3 separate regions of the Homo sapiens genome follow, and all the other regions are linked to region 3. Evidence: chromatin contacts called from ENCODE Hi-C or POLR2A ChIA-PET data. All regions are on one chromosome and are shown on one strand. Each heading gives the region's core, a stretch centred on a gene start or an enhancer-like site at or near the end of the contact. The rest is flanking DNA. Distances are from core to core; before and after follow the strand shown. Region 1 holds the start of ZMYND11 (zinc finger MYND-type containing 11). Region 2 overlaps LARP4B (La ribonucleoprotein 4B). Region 3 overlaps DIP2C (disco interacting protein 2 homolog C).

What was found. A loop is a pair of places that touch in the nucleus more often than their neighbours do. ChIA-PET counts read pairs that join two places held with the same protein, here RNA polymerase II (POLR2A). Pooled maps may share reads with other maps.
Region 1: a loop to region 3 is called in a pooled map, with 5 times the contacts of the local background. The contact joins the promoter of ZMYND11 here to the enhancer-like site in region 3. A Hi-C loop is called at or near these places in 1 of 37 single-sample maps with no recorded cell type and 7 of 50 pooled maps. POLR2A ChIA-PET finds 5 or more read pairs at or near these places in 1 of 52 experiments (GM10248).
Region 2: a pooled map shows a loop between it and region 3 (6-fold over the local background). The contact joins two enhancer-like sites. A Hi-C loop is called at or near these places in 2 of 37 single-sample maps with no recorded cell type and 4 of 50 pooled maps. POLR2A ChIA-PET finds 5 or more read pairs at or near these places in 1 of 52 experiments (WTC11).

What each region holds. Positions count from the first base shown.
Region 1 is chr10:132,326-136,838 of GRCh38, forward strand. ZMYND11 (zinc finger MYND-type containing 11) reads left to right here and starts at 3,130. Exons shown (of 15, transcript NM_001370100.5): 1 at 3,130-3,234. RefSeq lists silencers at 2,372-3,931, 2,379-2,557.
Region 2 is chr10:849,410-853,703 of GRCh38, forward strand. All of the region lies in intron 5 of LARP4B (La ribonucleoprotein 4B), which reads right to left. Among named protein-coding and RNA genes, the nearest start is that of LARP4B, 80 kb to the right of the region's middle. Within about 2 kb of position 2,667, at least 3 of the 41 ENCODE cell types and tissues checked have a DNase peak (open chromatin) inside an H3K27ac peak, as active enhancers do.
Region 3 is chr10:509,036-513,614 of GRCh38, forward strand. The region is part of intron 1 of DIP2C (disco interacting protein 2 homolog C); the gene reads right to left. Among named protein-coding and RNA genes, the nearest start is that of DIP2C-AS2, 120 kb to the right of the region's middle. Within about 2 kb of position 2,181, at least 13 of the 41 ENCODE cell types and tissues checked have a DNase peak (open chromatin) inside an H3K27ac peak, as active enhancers do.

The sequences.
Region 1 (4,513 bases), core at 1,880-4,379, 380 kb before region 3:
GAGAAAGTCTCCCTTTGCAGTACGAACTAACCTTGTGGAGTGGCTAGATCATGACTGCTCACTTCAGCATCTGTCTCTTACTGAATGTTTCTTATCCTCTTGCTTTCTTGGGGGTCTGAGGATGGGGGGCTGTAGCATGTGTAAGAGATGACACTCACTAGACACACATTTTTGAGGGCTGCCCCGCAGCAGGAAGCGGCTCTGGAGGCCATGGGCCAATGAAGGTGCTGTGACGTTTACACTCACAGCCATCTGCAGCAGTCCACACTTTATTACAGTTACAGTTAACATTTTCTTCCACAGTATTTCCTGATAATATTTAACAAAATAAATAATGAGACTAAACCCTAACTCATGTCAAATGAGTTTGAGCAATTATTACCTTACACACACTATACTGTCCCAATAGCCAGGTAATGAAATCTGATCTGGACACTCATTCTAGAAAATAGAGCAGTGCTGTCTGATTGGGGGCGGGAGGAGTATTCCCACGTCTTGGTCCTGCAGAGACAGCTCCCCGACAGCTCTGAGAAGCCCCAGGGCTCAGTGGCACCCGCTTTGAAACTCACCAATGCAAAAAGGAGAATCAAGAAGTAAAAATCTGTCTGTATTCAATTGTATAAACAGTATAGCTTTGTCATGTAAGATACTAGCACAGCAATTAGTTACTGGTCTTCTGGGCTTCCTCCAAACCTCAAACCTTTGGTCCCCAGACCCACACACACACATTCATTCAGCTGAGGGGCAAATGAGATAAATCAAACTGTTTTAATGGCCTCTTGGTATGCATTTCAAGAGAGTTGACATCAACCCAATTTTCTGCCAGCAGTGTATATAAGCGTTCATTTCGCTAACCATCAGTAGCATTATCACTGGAAAAGAATTCTGTCCTTTGAAGAAAAGCAATGTTACGTTGTTTGAATGTGTCATTACTAGTGAATTAGAATAGCTGTCAGTATTTATTAATAGTTTTATTTCTTCTATTGTACATTATCCATGGCTTTTGCGTTTTATGTGGGGAGGGATATTCGTATTCATCTTAGTGGATAAATACCACCTTACTTGGAAAATAGAGCCAAGGGTTAAATTCTAGGCAAAACCAACAGGAAAATCAGGGTAAGTTATCTAACTTACATTAGGTTGAATGAGAGATGGTATCTGCGTATAAAATTTTAAATGATCCCTACAAAGTATAACTGGGAAAAAAATGTGGAGTTATGCTGCCACTTCTTTCCTAAAAGGTAAGCTTCCTTTTATTGATACGATGTTGTCTTACTCGAGTGCCTTCTCTAAAATACACAGAACCATGCAGTCCTCTATTTTACAGATGAAGTAACAGACTGTTTAAAAAGGTGACTCACTGAAAGCTCTTCATTGTTGGAATTCCTGGCCCAACATTCAAACCAGGCATGGCTTGCTTTTCTTCTGACACGTTTTAACCCCTCTACTAAATTTTTAGCGATATATATTTACTCTTAAAATGAATTACAATTATTCTGTGATGTTCTTTGAGATAATCAAAAACTCTCTGGGATGTATCAGATTGAGGGCTGTGAATAGCATGAAAGATTGTGTTTATTTGACTAGTGTATATCACAGACCTATTCAAGTACCACCCATTTCTAAATTCTAACAGTCTTAGAAACCAGCTGTAGAAGCAGATTGATATATTTTATCAGAATCCCCAAATTCCTACAACCGTCTCTTCCTAATGACTTTTCAGGTGGGGACACGTGCCAAGACGGCCAATAGATACCTGAAACCCGGGGTAGTGCTGAACCTTACTTACACTACGTTTTCTCCTATACACACCTGCCTATAATAAAGTTTAATTTAGAAGTCAGGCACAATGAGAGATTAACAACACTAATAATAAACCAGAACAATTATAACACTATACTGTAGTAAAAGTTATGAGAATGCGGTCTCCCTGAAAACACCTTGCTGTCCTGTACTCACCGAATTTCAGAGCAGAGGACTCTGACTGACAGGTGTTCCCCGACTCCCAGTGGCGAAAGGTCCTCAGGGAAAACAGGTGAACGCTATCAAAGTATGCTTATCTCCGAACCTTTCTTAAACCAGAGTCTTAAGGGATCGTCTCTGATTAGGTCTAGAATTCCTCTCCATAGAAGATAACCTACTTCTCGCGCAAATCTGCAGTGTTCTTGCAGGGCTGCTGATGGGTGGTCCTGTTCTTTTCGCGGTCCTGTTTGCGCAGAGATGAAACGGGGAACTTAGCGTATCCCTACCGCTCTTTTTGATGACAGGAGTAAAGGGCTGTTCAGACTACCTAAACAATGTTGTTAAGAGAAGCACTCGTACTTCTCAGACTTCGCTGTTCCGGACCCCGCGAGCCAGGGGCAGGCACCGGGTCCACCCGGGGCTGAGCTGCGGCGGCGCCTGACAATGCCCCCTCGCGCCCCGGCCTCGGCGCCCGCTCCCGGCTCCAGCGCGCCTGCACGTACGTAGCCTTCACGTGTGTGTGGATACGGAGTGCATGTGTGGAGACAGAGGAATATGCTCCAACAAATTTCGGATAGAGGCGCCGAAGACAGGACGTGGGGAAGGTAGGAGCCGCGTGCACGGCTCCGGCCCCGGGCGGGAGGCGGCCGCGAGCCGGGCCGGCCGCGCGCAAGTCCGGCGCCAGCCGCTAGAGCCCCCAGTGCGCGGCCCGGCCGCGGGGCGCCTCGACCCGACACAATAAACTCCGAGGGCGGGCGGGCCGAGGGGCCGGTGGGGCCGAGCGGCCGCCCCGCGCGCATCGCCATGTGAGCGGCTGCCGCGGCTTCGCGGGGACCCAACTTTCCCGGGCGGCGGCGCCCAACTTCCCGCCGCCCGCTCCGGCCCCGCAGGCCCGCGGCGCCAGGGGAAGACGCGAGTAAGTGCGGGCGGCGGTGCCCTCCCGGCCCTCACCCCGCACGCGGCGACCCGGCCGCCTAGCCTCCCTCGCTCAGGCGCGACCGCGGCGTTCTCTGAGGTGGAGTATTACAAACATGGCGCCCCTCGAGCCCGGAGCCCTTCGCGCGGAGCCGGCGGCGGGGTCCGGGCGGGGGGGAGCCGGGGAGGAGGGAGGAGGCCGGCAGGGAGGAGGAGGAGGCGGCCTGAGCGTCCCCCCCGCCCCCCGCGCCCGTCGCCGGCTCAGGCCCGAGAGGCGCCGGGCGGCGGGAAGGAGGCGGCACCGGAGGGGAGGGCCGGGCGCGGCGGCGGCGGCGGTGGAGGAGCCGGAGCATAATGGTGGGGAAAGCTCGGCGGCGGGGCGGCGGGGCGGGCGGGGGCGTCCGTGGAGATGGCGCGGCCCGCGCGGTGGAGCCTGCCTGGCCGCGGCCTCTGGGGCGGCGGCGGCACCAGTGGGTGCTGACGGTCGCTCGCCCGCTCGCGAAGAGCTCCGAGCTGCCGGGGAGCTTTGTGGATGGCGGGGCGGGCCGGGCCGGCGGGGCCTGCGAGGGCGGCGGCGGGGCCTGCGGAGGCTGCCGGCCCGCGCCCACTCGCCTTGGGCGGCCGCGGAAGAGGCCCCGGGATGAGGCCCCGGAGGACCGCGCGGGGCCTGCTCGGGCCGGGAAGCCGCGGAGTCGCGTGAGCACCGCCCGCCGGGCCCTGTGCCCCGCTTTCGGTCAGGCCTCCTGGGCCCGTGCGCAGTCCGGGCCGGCGGGGAACGCGGCTCCGGGCGTGTGGCGGGCGGAGAGGAAGCGTTTGTCGGCGCGGCACGTCGTGTGCTAGCCCGGGAGCGGCGGGCAGGGCTGGCCCCGAGGCCCGGGGCGGAGATTCGTCGGTCCCCCGGGGCTGTGAGCGACCCCGGCAGCGAGGCCGCCGCCTCAACAGGTCCTCGCGGACCTCCGGGACAGTCCTGTGGGGTCCGCCGCCCTCCTCCCACCCAGAGCTCCGGGGAGAAGCTGCTGAGGACGCGGCTGGGACGAGGGGGGGCGCCGGGACCCGGACTTTCACTTGCAGTCTCTCCTCGCGCTTTTCTCCCGAGCCGGGAGGAGGAGGAGCTGGCGATGTGTGCGCCGTGCCCGGTGTCTTTTGCAGAGTGACCGCCGTACCTGTTTTATTCGTGTGTACCAGTGCTCGTTGTGCAGTGCGGTGTCCTATGCGGTGGGTACGCAGTACCGGGGATTATATATGGTGTGTACTCTGTGTCATATGCAGTGTGCTCGAAGTACCCGGTGTCGTACCGGCTATCATACACGGTGTGTACATGTATCTTCCTCGCTTAGGCTGTGCACTCAGCCCCCGGTATTGTGTGCAGTAGGTGCCTGGTACCCTGCTGCCATATGAGCTGTGCGTGTGGTACTCCATGTTATATACGAGTGTATGTAGTATCTGGATAGTATTGAATATATTTACCTTACCTGTTGTCACATACAGTGTGTATGTAGTACCTGGTGTCATATATGCGGTGTGTATAGTACCAGGTGTCATATACTGTGTGCACACAGTACTTGGGGTCATATATGGTGTGTACATAGTATCCTTTCACACTGTGTATGCAGCACCCAGTGTCATATACAGCCCT
Region 2 (4,294 bases), core at 1,417-3,916, 340 kb after region 3:
AGAACAATTTGAGCAACAAAATAAAGCAGTACTGGATTATAACCAAAAGTATAAAACAAACATTCTGGAATCCACACTGCTATAAAGAGTTGAATAAGTAAATAAATAAAGGAGAAGAGACAAATCTCCCATACATAAGAATTTTAAATAATTTACGAAGATTCGTGTCCTCATGGAGGGGGACCATAAATCCCCAACTCCTTAAGTGTGGGCTGTACGCAGCGACTTCCTTCCAAACAGTACAACATGGAAATGGGGAGGGAAAGGGTAACTTCATAGTGAGAAACCCAGTAAACAGCCAGGTGATCAAGATCAACACCAACAGTGGTAAGTCACGTTGACAATGTGCACCCTTGATATATGTGATAAAAGTGGTGTTTTACCTTCTCAAACCCATTACCACTATAGTATCATAATGAGGAAAACATCAAATTCTAATAGAAGAGAATGTTGTTACAAAATACTTGACTAGTACTCTTCAGAACTATTATATCAAAACTACCACAAACAAGGAAAGCCTGGGAAACTGTTACAGCCAAGAGGAGCCTAAGGAGACGTAACAATGAAATATAATGTGGTTCTCAGCTGAGATCCCGCAACAGAAAAAGGACGTTAGGTTACGATGTATCACTACTGGTTCAGTGATTGGGACAAATGTACCATATTAATGCAAGATGTCGGTAATAGGAAAAACTGGGTGCCAGGTATATGGGAATTCTGTGTGTTCAATCATCTCAATTTTTCTAAGTCTAAAACTATTCTAAAACAAATAGCAAGATGAGAGACCTAAACCTAACCAAAGCAATTACCACACTAAATGTTAACGTTCTAAATAGAAGACAAAAAAGCAAAACCCAAATGTTATGTTATCTACAACAAATGCACTTTATTAAATACACAAATAGCTTAAAGTAAAAAGGATATAAGATATACCATATTAAGGCTAGTCAAAAGAAACCTGGAGTGATTACATTAATGTGAGACAAAGTAAATTGAGAGCAAAGACTATTACTAAAGATAAAGAGAGGGGTCAATGAATCAAGAGGCCACAAAAAAGTCTTCAAAATACGTGAAGCAAAAACTGATAAAACTAAAAGGATAAACAGACAAATGCAAAAATTAACAGAACCTTTCTTTCAATAGTTGACAGAACAAGTAGACAGAAATCAGAAAGAGTACATTAATCTTGAACACTACCACTCAACTTGACCTCATTAACACTGACAAAATATTCCCCATAGCAACAGCAAAACACATATTCTTCTCAAGGACAAATGGAATATTTAACAAGACAGCCCATATTTGAAGCCATAAAATAAGACTTAATATATTTAAAGAAATTCAAGTCATACAAAGTATGTTCTTTGACCACAATGAAATTAAACTAGAAATTAATAAAAGAAAGATCCCTGGAAAACCCCCAAATATTTGTAAACTAAATCAAATATCTCTAAATTATCTATGAGTCAAAGAAAAAAAATCAAAAAAGAAATACAGTATTTGGAAGTAACTGAAAATGAAAACAATGCATCTAAATTTGAGAGATTCTGCTTAAGCACTACTTATGGGGAAAATAGTAAAACTAAATGACTATATCAGAAAATAAGAAAGGCCTCATATTAATGAGCTCTGCTTCCACCTTAGGACACAGAAGAAAGGGTAAATTAAACCCAAAGAAATCGTAAGAGAGTATATTACAAACATCAGAAGAAAGAATGAAATAGGAAAGAGTAAAACAAATGAGAAAAATCGATAAAATGAAAACACTAACTTTTTTTTTTTTTTTTTTTTTGAGATGGAGTTTCGCTCTGTCCCCCATGCTGGAGTGCAATGGTGCGATCCTGGCTCACTGCAACCTACGTTTCCTGGGTTCAAGCAGTTCTCCTGCCTCAGCCTCCCGAGGAGCTGGGACCACAGGCGCCCGCCACCACAGGCGGCTAATTTTTGTATTTTTAGTAGAGATGGCGTTTCACTATGTTGACCAGGCTGGTCTTGAACTCTTGACCTCACGTGATCTGCCCGCCTCGGCCTCTCAAAGTGCTGGGATTACAGGTGTGAACCACCATGCCCAACAGAAAACACCTTTTGATAAGGTCAATAAAACTAACAAACCTCTACCCAGACTGATTGGGATTATAAAGAAGACACAAATTACCAATAACAGAGATGAGTGATGTAACATGACTACAGATTTCACAGGTGATAACAGAGTATTATGAACAACTCTGTGCTGTAAATCCCACAACTCAGATGAAATAGACCAAATCTTTGTAACTATATAAACCAAAGCTCCCTCAAGAAGAAATAAATGAGTAGCACTATGAAAAAATAAACTGTAGTTGAAAGCTTTCCCACAAATAAAACTCCTGCCCAGGTGGGACGCAGTGGCTCATGCTTGTAATCTCAGCATCTAGAGAGGCTGAGGTGAGCGGATCGCTTGAGCTCAGGAGTTTGGAGACCAGCCTGGGTAACATGGTGAAACTCCATCTCTACAGAAAATACAAAAATAAGCCAGGCGTGGTGGTGTGCTACTGTAGTCCCAGCTACTTGGGAGGCTAAGGCGGGAGAATCGCCTGAGACCGGGAGGTTGGGACTGAGTGAGCCATGATGATGCTACTGCACTCAAGCCTGGGTGGCAGAGCAAGACTCTGTGAGCAACTAAACTAAGTAAGTTTAGTAAGTAAGAAAGGAAAGAAGAAAAAAGGAAAACTCCTGCCCACATGACTTGTTTCACTTCCTCATATGAGGGTGAAATAATACGTAACCTCTTCCAAAAACTTAAATAGAAAGAAAAACACTGAAATGAAAACTAGAAACCAAGATCCCAGGTGTAAAAATTCTAAGCAAAGTTTTGGTAAATGGAATCCAGTAGTATATCCAAAGTATACTGTATCATGATCTACAGAGGTTTAGACCACAAATGTTGGTATCACATTTGAAAAACAATTAATACAATTCATCCGAACACACTAAAAAACAACAAATATATGCCCATCTCCATAGATGACAAATTACAATATTCATTCCTCATAAAAATCTCTCAGCAAACCAGGAAAAGAAGAGTGCCTCATCAACATATAAAGGGCACAGACCTAAAACCACCACTAACGTTATACTTCATGGTGAAATACTGAGTGCCTCTTGTAAGACCAGAGACAACCCAAACGTTTGTTCATTCTTTCCACTTCTGTTCACCTTTGTACTGGAGGGCCTATCTAGTACAACGGGGCAGGATAAAGAAATAAAAGGCATCAAGATTGGAGAGAAAGTAAAACAGTCTTCATTCTAAAATAATCCAATCATCTATGTAGAAAATCCAATGTAATCTACAAAAAAGTGTCTAAAACTAATAAGTGAGCATAACAAAATTTCTGGGTTTGGACTCAATACATAAAAATGAATGCTTTGATATACTAGTAACAAACAACTGCAAATACAAATTTTAAAAATCACTTACAATAGCACCAAAAAATATAAAATACTTATAAACTGGATAAAAGATGTAAAAGACCAGTACACTGAAAACCAAAAAATACTTCTGAGAGAAATTAAAGATCTAAACAAGTAAGAGATACATCTTGTTCATGGATATTGTTCAGATGTCAATGTTCTCCAACTGATCTATAGATTCAGTGAACCCCCCAACAAAAATCTCAGCACTTTGTAGATATTAACAACCTCATTCTAATTTGCATGGAAATACACAGGAACTGGAATTTAAAAAGTAACTATGAAAAACAGAGTTGGAAGGCTATCACTACCTAATTTCAAGAATTATTAACAGTACAGGCATACCTCAGAGATATCATGGGTTCAGTTCCAGAGTGCTGCAATCAAGCAAATATTGCAATAAAGCAAGTCACACAAAGTTCTGTTTTCCCAGTGAATATAAAAATTATGAGTACACTAAACTGTTGTATATTTAATGTGAGATAGCAGTATGTCCTTAAAAAAAAAACTACAATACCTTCATTTAAACATACTCTATTGCTGGCTGGGCATGCTGGCTCAGGCCTGCAATCCCAGCACTTTGGGAGGCCGAGGCAAGTGGAACACCTGGGGTCAGGAGTTCAAGACCAGCCTGGCTAACATGGCAAAACCCTGTCTCTAATAAAAATACAAAAATTAGCTGGGCATGGTGGCACATGCCTGTAGTCCCAGCTACTTGGGAGGCTGAGGCACAAGAATCACTTGAACCCTGGAGGCAGAGGCTGCAATGAGCTGTGATCATGCCACTGCACTCCAGCCTAAGTGACGGAGTGAGATTATGTCTGGAAAAAAATAAATAAAAAGA
Region 3 (4,579 bases), core at 931-3,430:
TCCCATGTCCTGAACCGGCCTGTTCCAGGGACTGCTGTGGACAGACGAGCAGGCCCAAGATATCTAGTGGCATTTCCTGGCAAGGACACTCACGATGCTTGACCATACAACTAGGGGTCGATTGGTTTTTTAGACTGACTGTAATTCCCTGGTGGCACGCGTGGATACTGATTCACCCGGGGAGGGGCATAGAGGAGACTGAAGGAAAACCCGTCCTAACCGCGCCAGGTATTCCCGCACGCACCGATATCTTCAGACTTCTGCAGCATCCTCCTCCTACAGACAAACTGAAGCTCAGAGACACTAAGGAGCTTGTCCAAGACCAGCAACAAGTATGTGAGCAGCTGGGATTCAACCAGGTCCTTCCCTGGATCCATCCGCGCTGCTCCCCCTCCCACCCCGAGGCAGCTCCAGATGGACACAGCAGGTCGGAACATCCCACACCCCAAAGACAGACTACGGAGCAGAGCCGGCTTCCGCAGCGGAAACTCACACACAGCCCATTCCCATTCTTGCCGAATATCTCAGGGACTCTGTGCGGTAAGGGCTGCAGGTGTGACCTCACTCTGCGCCAGGAGATCCGGGTGGTAGGCAGTGTTTTGGAGGGTGCTCGTCCAGACGAGAGAGAGGCATCTAAGGGGGCTCATAAGCAGATCCATGAGACACAGGACACCTCAGAGAAGGGCCGACAAACCCCACAAAGTCGCTCCCATCCTGGAGAGCAGCTTGGAGAGGACGGGGCGCCGCAGTCTCCTCCCAGCCCACGCTTCGGCATGGAGAGCAGCTTGGAGAGGACAGGGCCGCCGCAGTCTCCTCCCAACCCACGCTTCAGATGGGTCTCGCTGCAGCCTGTGGTGCTCATCAGGCTAAGCAGCAAGAGGAAGCTTCCCAGGGCAGGAGTTCTCCTTTCACAGCAAAAGTGGCACAGGCAATGCAGCAGGGCTACTTCAGCCCAGGGCTCAGGAACCACGGGGTGCAGCGCGGCCTGCAGCAAACCAGACACATCAGAAGCCAAGGTCCCACTTTAACATTCAGTGACATCGAACGGAGGGAGTTATCTGTAGCAATCGCCTTCCTGGGGGACCCGTACAACACGCATGACCACTGAAACTGACTGAGTCCCTTCTAGGTCCTGGGGGCTACCCCACTTTACACTCATTGGTTCCATTCACAAATCTATGTGGGGCAGTTGTTAGCCCCAGTTTAGAGATGAGGAAAATGCTGCTTGGAGAAACTAAATGATAAAACCAGACTTCAACACACCTTGCCGTCTCCAAGACCCCTGCTCTGTGTCCTAGGGTCTCAGGGGCTGGGTATTCGGCATTTTAAGTGACTAATCATAGGCAGTTTTCTTCTCTCCTGCACCTATATTTAGCCTGAACGTGCACGTACATGCTCAGCTGCAGGTGCACTGCCGTATGTGGACCAGCAACGCTCTTTCCCGCCTGGGGTTCTCGTGACCACCTTCCGGAAAGCTCTCGCCTGCTTTACAGCCGTGCCAGGCAGGCCTGGGCAGCCGCACAGTGAAATTACTGCAGGGTCAGAGCCAAGTGCTGGCTGAGATTTTAACAGCGAAGACAGCAGAGCAATGGGGATAAGCTGAACAAAACTCTATTGCAGCACAGACGGAAATCTAGAAGCAAAAGAAGCTGACACCCCTGAGAGAGCAGCTGACTGCATCTCACTGTGACGTTAACAGCAGCCTGCTGTTTCCAGCGCCTCCGTGTGCCGGGGTTTCCAGTCAGCATTTGTGTTTATCTGCTCTTGAGCTGCCTGATCAAACCTCCGTAAAGATCAGGGATATCTAAATTGACCCAATATCTGCATGCTGGCTGCTCAGAGCTGGTGGTGTGGGACAGCCAGGACATCACTTAGTCATACGGGGGCACAAACATGTCACTTGCCACTCATGTCTTTATCTCATTAAAACCTATTTTCTCCTGAATATTGACCACAGCAAAGTCTATTAGCCTTCGAGATGCAGTTGAAACATCGACGTGCTTTGTTCAAGAGGTTTAAGACACACGTAAGTCTTTCTTGCCATGCTCAATACACACAGCCGTTTCTGAAGTCGGTGTTTCTGGAACAAAAGCCTTGGCCTGCCCCAGTGAACATTCACGCTGAACACACTGTCGCGATGCTGCTTGGCCAGCCAGCAGGGGGCAGGAGAGAGCAGCAGGTGCCAGCGTGGAGTTCCTGCAAACTCGCCTCAATCAAGGGCGGTGTGTCCTGCCAATCCAGCGGCTTCCTCCAAGGGGAAGCGGCCTCTTCAGCTGCCACAGCACTGATTTCAGGCGGCTCAGCCAATGGGGCAACAGATTCAACAGAGTTCCATGTCGTTAAAGGAAAACTTCTGTTACCAGGCAACCTTAATATCAGATTCAACGTAAAATAACCAACAAGATTGTTTCCAAACCAAGGTGCTACTAGTGCCTTATCCTTCAATGCTGCTTAAACACGGAGAAGTATGAGGAAAAAAGAACATAGCATTTACTTCTTAAAAAATAACACGTCTTCCAGGTTCATTTTACCCATAAAGACTTAGAACTGTGGCTTCCCTAGAGGAACGTGGTGGGAGGTGGATCCCGACACTGACCCAGCCTCCCCCCACAAGTCAGTCACCCCTCCACGGGGTTCACACCTCTCCAGGCCCTGTCACCTCAACAATGAAGGGTGGCGGCTCCGAGCTCTCTTCACAGGGAGCACCGAACAGGAGCTAGAGAGAGACACAGACACACCCACAACCGCTTAAAAATCCTGAAATGCAATACATATTTAAGGACTTCATTATTAGTTTTTCAAAACTGTAAGAACAAAGTGAGCCTGGCTTTAACCTGTGTGACACGATAACACCGTGTATATCTGTCCTTTACTGTCTGTTCCTTCTCCAGCTGCTGCTGCCTGGCTGGCCGACTGCGGGAGAAGAGCCTCTGGTACTCCCGGGAGGCCCTCGGTAAAAGCGTGAGCACCACAATCACCTCTCAGGACACCGCACACGTTAGGGTCGCCCACAGACGGCCGTTCCCAGTGCCTTCTTACAAAGGCATGAACGGGCCTCCTGCTCTTTGTAAATGTCAACCTTCCTAAGCAATGTCGTGTTGACAATTTTTAACTGCAGTCCACCTATACTTCTTTGTTTCTGTCTTGTTTTTATCCTAGAGGCATATTATTATGGAAAATTAAATTTGCAAGGTTGAAGCGTTTTTTAAAGTTGACTTCTAATCCTGGAAGGGAAAAAAATGGGCCAGATGTGGTGCTCACACCTGTAATCCCAGCAGTTTGGGAGGCTGAGGCAGGCAGATTGCTTGAGCCCAGGAGCTCAAGACCAGCCTGGGAAACATGGCAAAACCCTGTCTCTACTAAAAATAAAAAATAAAAATAAAAATAAAAAATTAGCTGGGCGTGGTGATATGTATCTAGTCCCAGCTACTCAGGGTGCTGAGGTGGGAGGATCACCTGAGAGGTGATCACCCAGGAGGTGAAGGCTGCAGTCAGCCAAGATTTGCGTTGCTGCACTCCAGCCTGGGCGACAGAGTGAGACCCCATCTCAAAAAACAAAAAGCAAAAACAACTGTATACATCATTATAGAAAGGAGCTGGCCGGGCAGTGGCTCACGCCTGGAATCCCAGCACTTTGGAAGGTCGGGGTGGGCAGATCACCTGAGGTCAGGAGTTTGAGACCAGCCTGGCCAATATGGCAAAACCCCATCTCTAATAAAAACACAAAAATTAGCCAGGCATGATGGTGGGTGCCTGTAATCCCAGCTACTAGGGAGGCTGAGGGAGGAGAATCACTTCAGCCTGGGAGGTGGAAGTTGCAGTGAGCCGAGATTGCGCCACTGTACTCCACTCCAGCCTGGGTGACAACAGCGAGACCCCACTTCAGGAAAAAAAAAAAAAAAAAAAAAAGGGAGCTAATGTTTTTCATTTAAGGGAAGGGAGAAGAACATTCAGTATTTATACATCTCACGCACACATCTGCAGTGGGGCCCTAAAGTATTCAAGATACACATTCCTACAAATATAGCTCAAAACTACTCACCAAGTTTCATGCTAAAAGCACATGCATTTTAAGAGTGCTACATTATATTTTTTAAGCATCTGTATCCAATATTTTAGCATACTGGCAGTTTTCCCTTCAGGTGCTGTATGCCTAAATTATTACATGTTTAGTCGTTCATGTTAGAATTTATGACTCGCTTTAGACAAAAGAAATAAACATAAGCTACTAAATTAATGACTTAGGGGAAAAGTTACTACAATAACTTAGAAGTCAAACTTTGCAAACTGAATTTGTTGGACCATGTAAGCCAGATGATCAGTTTTTAAAATTGTTTGTCGCGTGTTTCCCTCAAGGACGGAAGTCTCCCCTTTACTCTCATCCACTGCATGCTGCAGCCCGCACCTCTCATCCACCACAGCACACTGCGGCCCGCGCCTCTCCTCCACCGCGCCACACCACGGCCCGTGGCTCTCGTCCACCACAGCACACCGCAGCCCATGCTTCTTGTCCACCGTGCCACACCGCGGTCCACTGCGCCACACTGCAGCCTGCAATTCACCCTGTACCACGCCTTCC